Regions from separate parts of the Mus musculus genome. Here region 1 is linked to region 2. A link is a loop called in an ENCODE intact Hi-C map of the cell type or tissue named here. Cell type or tissue: heart. All regions are shown on one strand.

Evidence for each region. A loop is a pair of places that touch in the nucleus more often than their neighbours do. Peaks named below come from ENCODE experiments on the same cell type or tissue, not always from the same donor. Only the 100,000 strongest peaks of a DNase experiment are listed, where the experiment ranks them.
Region 1: a loop joins it to region 2, with 3 times the contacts of the local background. A loop is called at or near these places in 6 of 42 quality-filtered maps.

Annotation. Positions count from the first base shown.
Region 1 is chr7:92,313,703-92,318,702 of GRCm38, forward strand. All of the region lies in intron 14 of Dlg2 (discs large MAGUK scaffold protein 2), which reads left to right. Among named protein-coding and RNA genes, the nearest start is that of 4930567K12Rik, 200 kb to the left of the region's middle. In heart, no CTCF peak of the experiment used is centred here; a DNase peak (open chromatin) is centred at 2,939.
Region 2 is chr7:92,545,056-92,550,055 of GRCm38, forward strand. No RefSeq gene overlaps it. Among named protein-coding and RNA genes, the nearest start is that of Ccdc90b, 14 kb to the right of the region's middle. In heart, no CTCF peak of the experiment used is centred here; no DNase peak of the experiment used is centred here.

The DNA of each region.
Region 1 (5,000 bases), 230 kb before region 2:
TTTAGTTTCTTTTTGGAGGCACTCAGAGCCATGAGTTTTCCTCTTAGAAATGCTTTCATTGTGTCCCATAAGTTTGGGTATGTTGTGCCTTCACTTTCATTAAATTCTAAAAAGTCATTAATTCCTTTCTTTATTCCTTCCTTGACCAAGGTATCATTGAGAAGAGTGCTGTTCAGTTTCCACGTGAAGGTTGGCTTTCTATTATTTACGTTGTTATTGAAGATCAGCCTTAGTCCATCGTGATCTGATAGGATGCATGGGACAATTTCAGTATTTTTGTATCTGTTGAGGCCTGTTTTGTGACCAATTATATAGTCAATTTTGGAGAAGGTGCCATGAGCTGCTGAGAAGAAGGTATATCCTTTTGTTTTAGGATAAATTGTTCTGTAGATATCTGTTAGATCCATTCATTTAATAACTTCTGTTAATTTCACTGTGTCCCTGTTTAGTTTCTGTTTCCACGATCTGTCCATTGATTAAAGTGGTGTGTTGAAGACTCTCCCTATTATTGTGTGAGGTGAAATGTGTGCTTTGAGCTTTACTAAAGTTTCTTTAATGAATGTGGCTGCCCTTGTATTTGGAGCATAGATATTCAGAATTGAGAGTTCCTCTTGGAAGATTTTACCTTTGATGAGTATGAAGTGCCCCTCCTTGTCTTTTTTGATGACTTTGGGTTGGAAGTCGATTTTATTAGATATTAGATTGGCTACTCCAGCTTGTTTCTTCAGACCATATGCTTGGAAAATTGTTTTCCAGCCTTTCATTCTGAGGTAGTGTCTGTCTTTTTCTCTGAGATGGGTTTCCTGTAAGCAGCAAATTGTTGGGTCCTGTTTGTGTAGCCAGTCTGTTAGTCTATGTCTTTTTATTGGGGAGTTGAGTCCATTGATATTAAGAGATATTAAGGAAAAGTAATTGTTGCTTCCTATTATTTTTGTTGTTTAAGTTGGCATTCTGTTTTTATGGCTGTCTTCTTTTAGGTTTGTTGAAGGATTACTTTCTTACTTTTTCTAGGACGTGGTTTCTGTCCTTGTATTGGGTTTTGTTGTTGTTGTTGTTGTTGTTGTTGTTGTTGTTATCTTTTGAAGGGCTGGATTCATGGAAAGATAATGTGTGAATTTGGTTTCGTGGTGGAATACTTTGGTTTCTCCATCTATGGTAATTGAAAGTTTGGCTGGGTATAGTAGCCTGGGCTGGCATTAGTGTTCTCTTAGTGTCTGTATAACATCTGTCCAGGATCTTCTGGCTTTCATAGTCTCTGGTGAAAAGTCTGGTGTAACTCTGATAGGCCTGCCTTTATATGTTACTTGACCTTTTTCTCTTTGGTGCATTGTGTAAAGTGTTGTTGCATGTTTTGTGTTGTAATATGGTACATGTACTTGTTAAAGAGAAAAAGAATGTGTGTTATGTGTATGTATATTTATGTGTGTGTGTGTGTGCATGTATGTATGTCTGTAGTATGCATTTAAGTGTGTGTTATGTGTGTTTTTGTGTGTATGTTGTATTTGTGTATGTGTTTGTATTTGTTGTATGTGTTAGTTAGATGTCCTGGTGGTTGCATGACTTACCTACTTCCTTTTGCTGTATTCCCAGTCATGTCTCACAGGAGACATATTCTACTGCCTGTCTTGATGCAGATTGGTGTGTTGCTGTGCACTTTGTGACCCTGTTCTTCCATTTCTGGCTTGCATATGTCTGTCGGTCTGTCTTTTTAGTAAAGACTATATAAACACGACAAGGCCATCTCTAAAATCTCTTTTGGTCTACTAACTCTGAGTCATCTTAACTGGTATCTTAGGAGAGCTGTAAAGAATAGAGACGCAGGTCTTAGGGATCTACTGTTCTCAGGTTTGGAATGTCCCCATGGGGGTCAAGAAGACGACTCAGTGTATTTATACACATAAAGGTTGAGCAAAGTGCCACAGCCCTGTAACTCCAGTGCTAAGGGAGGGGCTTTTGAGGTCTTGCTGACCAACCAGAGTAGCTGAAATTGCAAGCAGGAATAATAAGAGACCCAGTCACAAGAATGAAGATTGAGAAGCAGTTAAATAGATCATGTCACTGTCAGCCTTTGACCACACACATCTGCACAGGCAAGTGCACCTTACACACATGTGCATATTCACACATAACCCACACATAACAAAGCCTAATCAATCAGATAAAGCTCAGATCTGGTTAGAGGACCTTCTGATTGTGGAACTGTCTATCTTCCACCTACCTTGTAAAGACACTGGGGTTGAAGTGTCAATGAAAGCAGCAGCTCTTGTGAAGGAATCAGCTTTGCTAGGGGTTGAATGATTTATAGCTTACAACATGTCTCACAGAGCATTACATACATAACCAGGGTCCATGTGGCAGTCCTCGGCAACAACACCTCATTTTATTGCTTATAAGAGGTAGTGTCAACGTACGAAAATCTAACAGAATGCCCTGTGGTGCCAGTATAGCTTGTTCACTAGGATTTTCTTTCTTTGGGAATAGAAATGGATTATATTTCTATTTTCCAAGCTTCTCTTCTTTTGTTTCTTGGCTTTGTTTAACTCCAGTGCTGGTAACCGTTTAAAATATCTAGTATTTTTCAACACAGGGGTGGCACAGAGAATAAAAGTGGGAGTAGGGAGAATGGAGTGTGTATGCAAAGAGCTTTGTGTGCTCTTTCTTAGACACTCCCAGTATTGCCAGTATTGGAGAATGTGTTCCTACTTAGGGGCTTAATCCCAACTGTTAAATGATTTCCTGAAGGTAGTTTCTTGTACGATTTCATCTGAGCGGCGTAGAAATCAAGCCAGCTTAATGGAAAAGCTCAACGTTCTGTCACCTCCAGCTCCCAAGGCTCCTCCATCTGCTCTGCCTGCACTGGGAGCCAGGAAAGAGCAGCAGAGCCAGATTTCTCATTAGCAATAAACCTGTTGGGCCAAGGACAGGGAAGTATCTGGGGCCCTGCTGGGGCATGTCAGGCACAAAGCACTTATCTTCGCTCTGAGACTTGGGTGTTGGGGTAATAGGACGTGCCTGGGACTGAGGACTGTCTGGATCAGGATGCTTCCTATGTTCTTATAATTTAGGCTCTGTATACCCTGGAACACACTGGACCAAGGGAAGAACTCGTCTTGCCAGCTTCTCATTGGTCACTTTCTTCTCTGATTTAGTTCCTATGATTTGATATAAATATTAGCATGAAACATAGAGAGAACTTGCCAAGGTTTCATATTCTACTTCATTATTTTCTTGTTTTATTTATCTGTTGATTTTAAGAGAAGATCTCACTCTATAGCTAGAGCTGTAGCTCTAGCCTGGAGCTCACAATGGAGACAAGGCTGGCCTCTATTGCACAGTTAACACCTACCTCTGCATCCCGAGTAGAGGGATTAAAGGCGTGCATACCATGCCTAGTCTTAGTAGTGTACTTTAAAGGGAGCTCTTTGGATGTGCTGGCTGCTCCTCTTGCTGTTGCTCTGTTGGCAGAAACTCCCTGAACACCAGGGGCTTCAGAATGAAAGCTTGTAGAGAATTCTTATCTGCAGTTGTTGAGGAGTCAGCTGTGTTGAAGAAGAAAAAAAGAACTAATTAGTGACCCTTGGTTGTATAACAGAATTCCAACCTGGTGTGTTACATTTGAAATTATAAACATAGAGCTATAAATAAGAAAGAAACGCTCCTTCTATTAGCCTGCTGTTGTAACAGAAAGCATTGCCAACTCTCCCTCAGGCTGAGTTAGAGCCAGATGTAATTTCTGAAGGCAGCCCTGATGTATTTAGCTGACGTGTGATTACGTAATGAAATATACAGATCAGTGGATTTTAGTAAAAATGTACTTCTACAAAATCACACCATGCAGAACTTTCCAATTCCCAGGGCCAATCCATAGCCTTACCCCGACTCTGAAGGATAACCACTATTCTAAACTTCACTCTACAGACTGGCCTAATCATGTGAATTAGCCTATACAGTTTTTGTTCATGTATCTCTATCTGGTTTATTTGATGAAATATAATGTTTTAAGAGCCTTTCATATTTTCTTACATTTTGTTAGTCTACTCTAGTTTACAACTTGATCTATCAGTCTTTTTCATAAGTACAACATATGCAACAGCACAAGTGGTCACAGGACAAACATAGGGAGTTTGTTCTCACCTTCTACCATGTATTGTTCTGTTGAAAAGCACTTGTATGATTTCCAACTGGGACCTACTGTAATTAAAGCTGCTATAAACATTGTCATACATATTTGAGGAAATATGAACTTGTTTCTGATATATACTGTGAGGTTATATGTAAATATTTAAAGCAACTAGACAATTTTAGATATGTGCTTTAAATAGGCAGTTAGATACTTTTCTAAGGGCATTGCCCAAATTGTTATGGTGACCCAGAGGTGAGAAGAATGAATATTGGACACCAACTGTCTGTACCATAGAGCCCTAGACAATATTGCATGAATGCATTTACTGACATGGCTTCATGTGTGAATTCTGAGACTATGAGACGTGTGTGTGTGTGTGTATGTGTGTGTGTGTGTGTGTGTGTGTGTGTGTGGACATCAATAGCTCTGCTTCTGGAACTCACAGAGGCCAGACAGCTGTGGTGGGCCGATTGATGTTCCTGACCAACAGTGTATCAAGGAAAAGGAGAGGTGCTCGCAGTCCTGGAAAGGCCTTCAGTACCTCTGGGCCTTCTTGCCCTTTTGTGAGGTTATAGGTTTAAGTTCTGGATACACCCTACTTTAGTAAAGCAGGAAGTGTCTACAGGCTTCTAGACATAGAAGTGAACTAGCTCCTTTGTTTTCTGCTCACTAGAGCAGATCTTTACATTTCTCTACTGAGAACTGGTTTGATTGATTGATTGATTGATTGATTGATTGATTGATTGATTGATTTAGAGCTTAAAACTCTGTCAGTCTCCGGTTTGCATAAGTCTTTAAGTACATGAAGAGAAGTAGTTGGGGTTTCCAAGTAGGGCAGCCCTTTCTTTAAGTGGAATGAAGCGCCCTGCCACTGGCA
Region 2 (5,000 bases):
TTAGGCCCCCAAGGGTCAGCCATCCTTATTTCCATACTTCTTTATACATGCACTTATCCAGCCTGATTAGTCACAATATTTCCCTTATGTTTATTTGTTTCTTACTTCAATGTGTGTGATATGATGCTATATAGGACACTCAAATGCAGAGGTCCCAAAGGTCTCAGCAGTTGCTTTAAAAAAAAATGTAGCTACCCACTAGGATCCACTAGCATGCCTCTCCTTGCAGCATCACCCTGGAACCCTAAAGTTCTACCTTCTCTCTTCTAAATGGCCAAGGACTCATCCTGGTGGTCCTTGTATTTGTATCACAGCCATAGGTCAAAGCAAGTTTTATAGAGATAGCGGAGTGTTTCACCTGAGATGTTTTCACAGAGATGGACCACTGGACCATGTTGGTTAGGGGCATGAACGAAATCAAACTCAAGTGATCTGCAAGGCTTTCCCCTTGAGGCTTTTAGACACAGAATTAGAGAAAATTCAACCTCATTTTGATGACTGGAGTAAAACATAATGACACTTCAGAGCTTACAGCTTGTTTTCCTACCATCTGGGAAGTCAGTGAAATAGAATAATAAAAATAATGGCAATAATTCTAACACTTAGCAAGAGCTTTTTCTGTGTCAGACCCTGTGCTGAGCCTCCAGAACTCACGTGGTCCTTACAACAACCCCAGAGGTTAGTGAGCTGCTCACTCTCGTCTCAAGATGAAGAAATGGACACAATAAGCTTAAATAATTTGTTCAACATCACACAATTTATAAGGAAGTTAATTTTCCTTCAACTTTTGAAAGGTTTGGTTCCAGACCTTATCACCTCAATTATTAATATATCTGTGTCAGAGCTAGAAAGCAGAATATATCAAAAAGTTGGAAAAAAGAAGCCTGGTCACATTTTAATACCATTTCCAATCACTCCAAAAGACAAGTTGTAACAACGCTGTACAATGCAGCTTTGTTTCATAAAAATTTGTTTCTACCTCGCAACTCAACAGTGGTTAACATGAAAATGTCTTCCAAAGCGTGTAGTGTGCTAATCACCCATACCTTCCTTTCAACCTACTCTGCCCTCTCCACTAGGTGGCCATGATGATATTAAACCCCCCCAAAAAAATGCATCTTTAAAACCCTCTAAATAATCCTCCTCCCCTCAAAGGAAGTCCAGAGGAGCAGAAGATCCTGTAGGCTCTAGAGTCTTACTCTTTCTTTCTATTACTGTTCCCCGGGTCCATTCCCACAGTGCTTTACAAGAGGGAAGGAAATATATTCCTAGACCACCCCATCCCCGAGCTTCTGCTACCACCTTTGTCAAAGTTTTCCCCAACTATTCACAAGTGGCCATCATTGTTGGAGTCTGCTTTGGTCTGGCTACTTTGGCTGGCCTTTACTATTCCCCATCCCAGAGGCAGCACACCACGATATGGATTTCAGGACTTCAGCACAGCCTCAATGGAGTGCTTACATAGCTGATTCCCAAACACTTCCATGTCATTTTTGTCCACTGGGCTCCAACTACCCTGAATATCATCTGGGAAATATCTGCATAGTGTCTAGAACAGCCATTGCTCAGCATGTGGTTCGTTTCCTTCCTAGAGTCCTCTCTTACTCCCCTGGTAACTCTACTGTAGAAGGGCTGATGTCCTCACTCTGCTTTTGTAAACAGACTGCTTGGCAGATGCTCTACATCATCTACCCTGTGACACATCTGACAAATATTGAGCCTCTGACAAGAATAGTTTCAAATCCCAATGCTCAGCATTATATATGAGTACTATGCTGGGATCTGGGTTTGTGCTGTGGGTGAGTAACAAAGAGTGCAGCAGTAAAGAAGGTAGACCTCCAGAGGTTGGCAACCTAACCCTAAGCACGCTATAAAAAGGACCAGCTCACAAGCAAGCTGTTCTAGAAGCGCTATTCCACCTTCATAGCAATTCTATTTGTGTCAGCAAAAGAAGGAGGATGGAGCTTTCCACTCTGCTGCAATTGGAACCATCATCCCTCAATTACAATAAGTGCAGTTTGATCTTTTTGTAAGCAAAAGGAATATTGTTTGAAAGATATGCTCCTCTTCTTAGAATTTTCTCTGAAGAAACTGCTGTGCTCCTGGGCCATAGGCTTCATACTACAGAGGCATGGTATCTACACTCCAAAAGGGCAAGAATTCTAGTTCTCCTCTGTAATGTTCTAAGAAATTTAAGGAGTCTAGATAATTATTTGGATAAACTGAAACCAAGAAGACTAATGTATTAGAGTCTCATTACCATGATGCATATCTGAGAGAACTAATTTGGAAGGAGGAGGGATTTATGTGGACTCGTGGTTTCAGTGCATGGTCAGCCAGCCCTGCCATTTCCAGGCTGTGGTGAGGGAGAACATCATCCTAGAAGAATATGATAGACCAAAGCTGCTCACTGCAAGCAGCCAGAAAGCAGAGAGAGACAGACAGGAAGAGGGGAGAGAAATATAAAGCCTCAAGCACATGCCTCCAGTGAGTCCCTTCCTCCAACTTGGTTTCACCTACTAAAAATTTACAGCACCTTCTAAAACAAAACCATGAAGGGGAACAAAGCCTTCAACACACAAGCCTGTGAGGGTCGTCCCCTATTCAAACAACCAACCCCTTTTCATATGCCCATCATCTGAAGAGCTGGCTCTTGTCAGAAGCCATGCTGACATTTTGGCACCCATTTGACAGACAGAGCAACATAAGACCTTGACTATACCCATCAAGACCTTGATCATGGGAGAAATGCTTTACTCAATCCCATTTTCTATGGCAAGCTGTATAACTGGTATGCTGTGCTGGACCCCCTCAATCTTACCCGTAAGATTCAATGTTTTGGATCTTAAAATGGCTTTTAAAATTGAGGATAAACAAACCCAAGTTATGGAATATATTTGCTAAGAGCAACTGTGACTTTTTAAAAGCATGTCTATTCATAAACTCAATGCAACCATCGCAGTGTGATAGAAAGGCATATTTAAGTAAAACCCTTTTACCTTGCTATTTCTGTAGCAATCCTGCAGCAGAAGTCCTCAGCTGTCATCCTAACTGGACATAAAGATCTTTCCCAAGCTTTTTACAGAGCCCCTGTTCTGCACATCTGCATTTCAAGACTAACGCATGGTTTTGAAGTTTAGAGACCTTTTAGTCTTTCCACTTTGTGTCTCTAAGTCCATCCCTTAAGGGCTTATTGTATCACAGTATGGACATTCTGTGATTCTGGTGATTGTCACTTCTAATATACCAACACAAAGATCCACAGAATGCTTGAAGAGGTTCACAGTCCTGCTGATGTTTCTGTACCACAGAGCTGACTTCTGGAGGAAATAGCACCACTTCAGAATGAAGGATCATCTTCAGGACCATCCCACAGCATAAAAAAGTCTTCTATTTCAGGCTACTTTTAGTGTCTCATATCATCCCTTCTCCCCTCCTTCACCCACAGCAGTTTTGAGTGCCGCAGTTTCCTGTGTTTCTAATTCTCTTGTGTATGGCTTTTATACATTCTCATAAGCACTGATATTGGAATGCCCTCATCATATCTGTGTCTTCGATAAGTAAATATCAGCTCTTTCAGTAATGATTTCTCAATGCACTTCCTTCTGTGTCATCTTAGGCTGTATAATGTGGCTCTGCCACAAAACCATAATTATCAGTTAAATGTTAGGTAAAAAATCCAAATGGAGCCAGCATCCCTATTCTACTGATCTAGGACTGGAATTATATGATTCTCAGTTGAGCTAAATGTTCCCCAGTATATAGTTTGCTTCCTATCAGTATAATAAAACTCCGACCAAAATCAGCCTGGAGAGGAAAGCATTTATTTAGCTTACAGCTTACAGTCTATCAAGGGAAGCCAGGGCCAAAACTCAAGACAGGAGCTTAAAGCAGAGACCATGGAGGGAAGCTGTTTACTGGCTTTGCTCCCCTGACTTGCTCGGCTTGCTTTCTTATACAGCTCAGGACTGCTTGCCCTAGGGGTGACATCACCCCTAGTAGGCTAGGCCCTCTCTCAGGCCAATCTGACGGAGGGATTTTCTTAGTTGAGATCCCCTTATCCTATATGACTCTAGCTCACTGTAGAAATCCTAAAACCCAGCAACACAATGGATGACAACAGCGTAGGGAATTCTTGAGCAAGGTCATACAGAATAGGAAAAAGATCTTTTCTGGAGTCAGACATTCAAAGCTTTAAATCCCACCCACAAAAGTTGTGTGGTACTAAACAAGTGCTTTATCCTCTTGGGTCTCAGTTTATTCGTCTATATACTGGAAGAAATCATTGCTGCTTAGCATTGTTGTCTTAGACATAGGAGTCCATGCCCCAAGAATCCTAGGTTCTATTCCTTTAAATCCTCATGTCAGTATCTGCCTCACTGAGGTCATTATAATTGGTAGAATAACTGTAATTAGTGATGTAACTATAAAGGATGCGTCAGGTTTAAACATTCCAAAATAAAGCTAAAACTATACAAACTATGGCTAAGAAACAACAAACATTAATGAAAATGAATGGAAAAGCACATAATAGTAGATAGATACAAACTATGGCTCAGCAGGTAAAGCACTTATTTGTGCAAGCCTGTGATTTGAGTCTCATCCGTGGATCCCATAGAGGAAAGAGAGAACCAGAGAACCAATTCACAAAGATGTCCTCACCCACATGTGAACATGAAACACACACACAGAGAGAGAGAGAGATAGAGATAGGTAGATAGATAGATAGATAGATAGATAGATAGATAGATAGATAGATAGATAGATAGATGTTGTTTTCTTTATTACCAAACATACAACTATATCCAATTGGAGTGGCCAGGAGAACGGATCTTTTCTCCACAATTTAAACAGGATTATCATATAACCCTACAATTACACTCTTAGGTGTATACCCAAAAGACTGAAAGGAGAGAAAGAAGTATGTGTGCATGTGTGATCACATCAGGCCTATATACAATACCTAAAATAGAAACAACAAACATTAATGAAAAATGAAT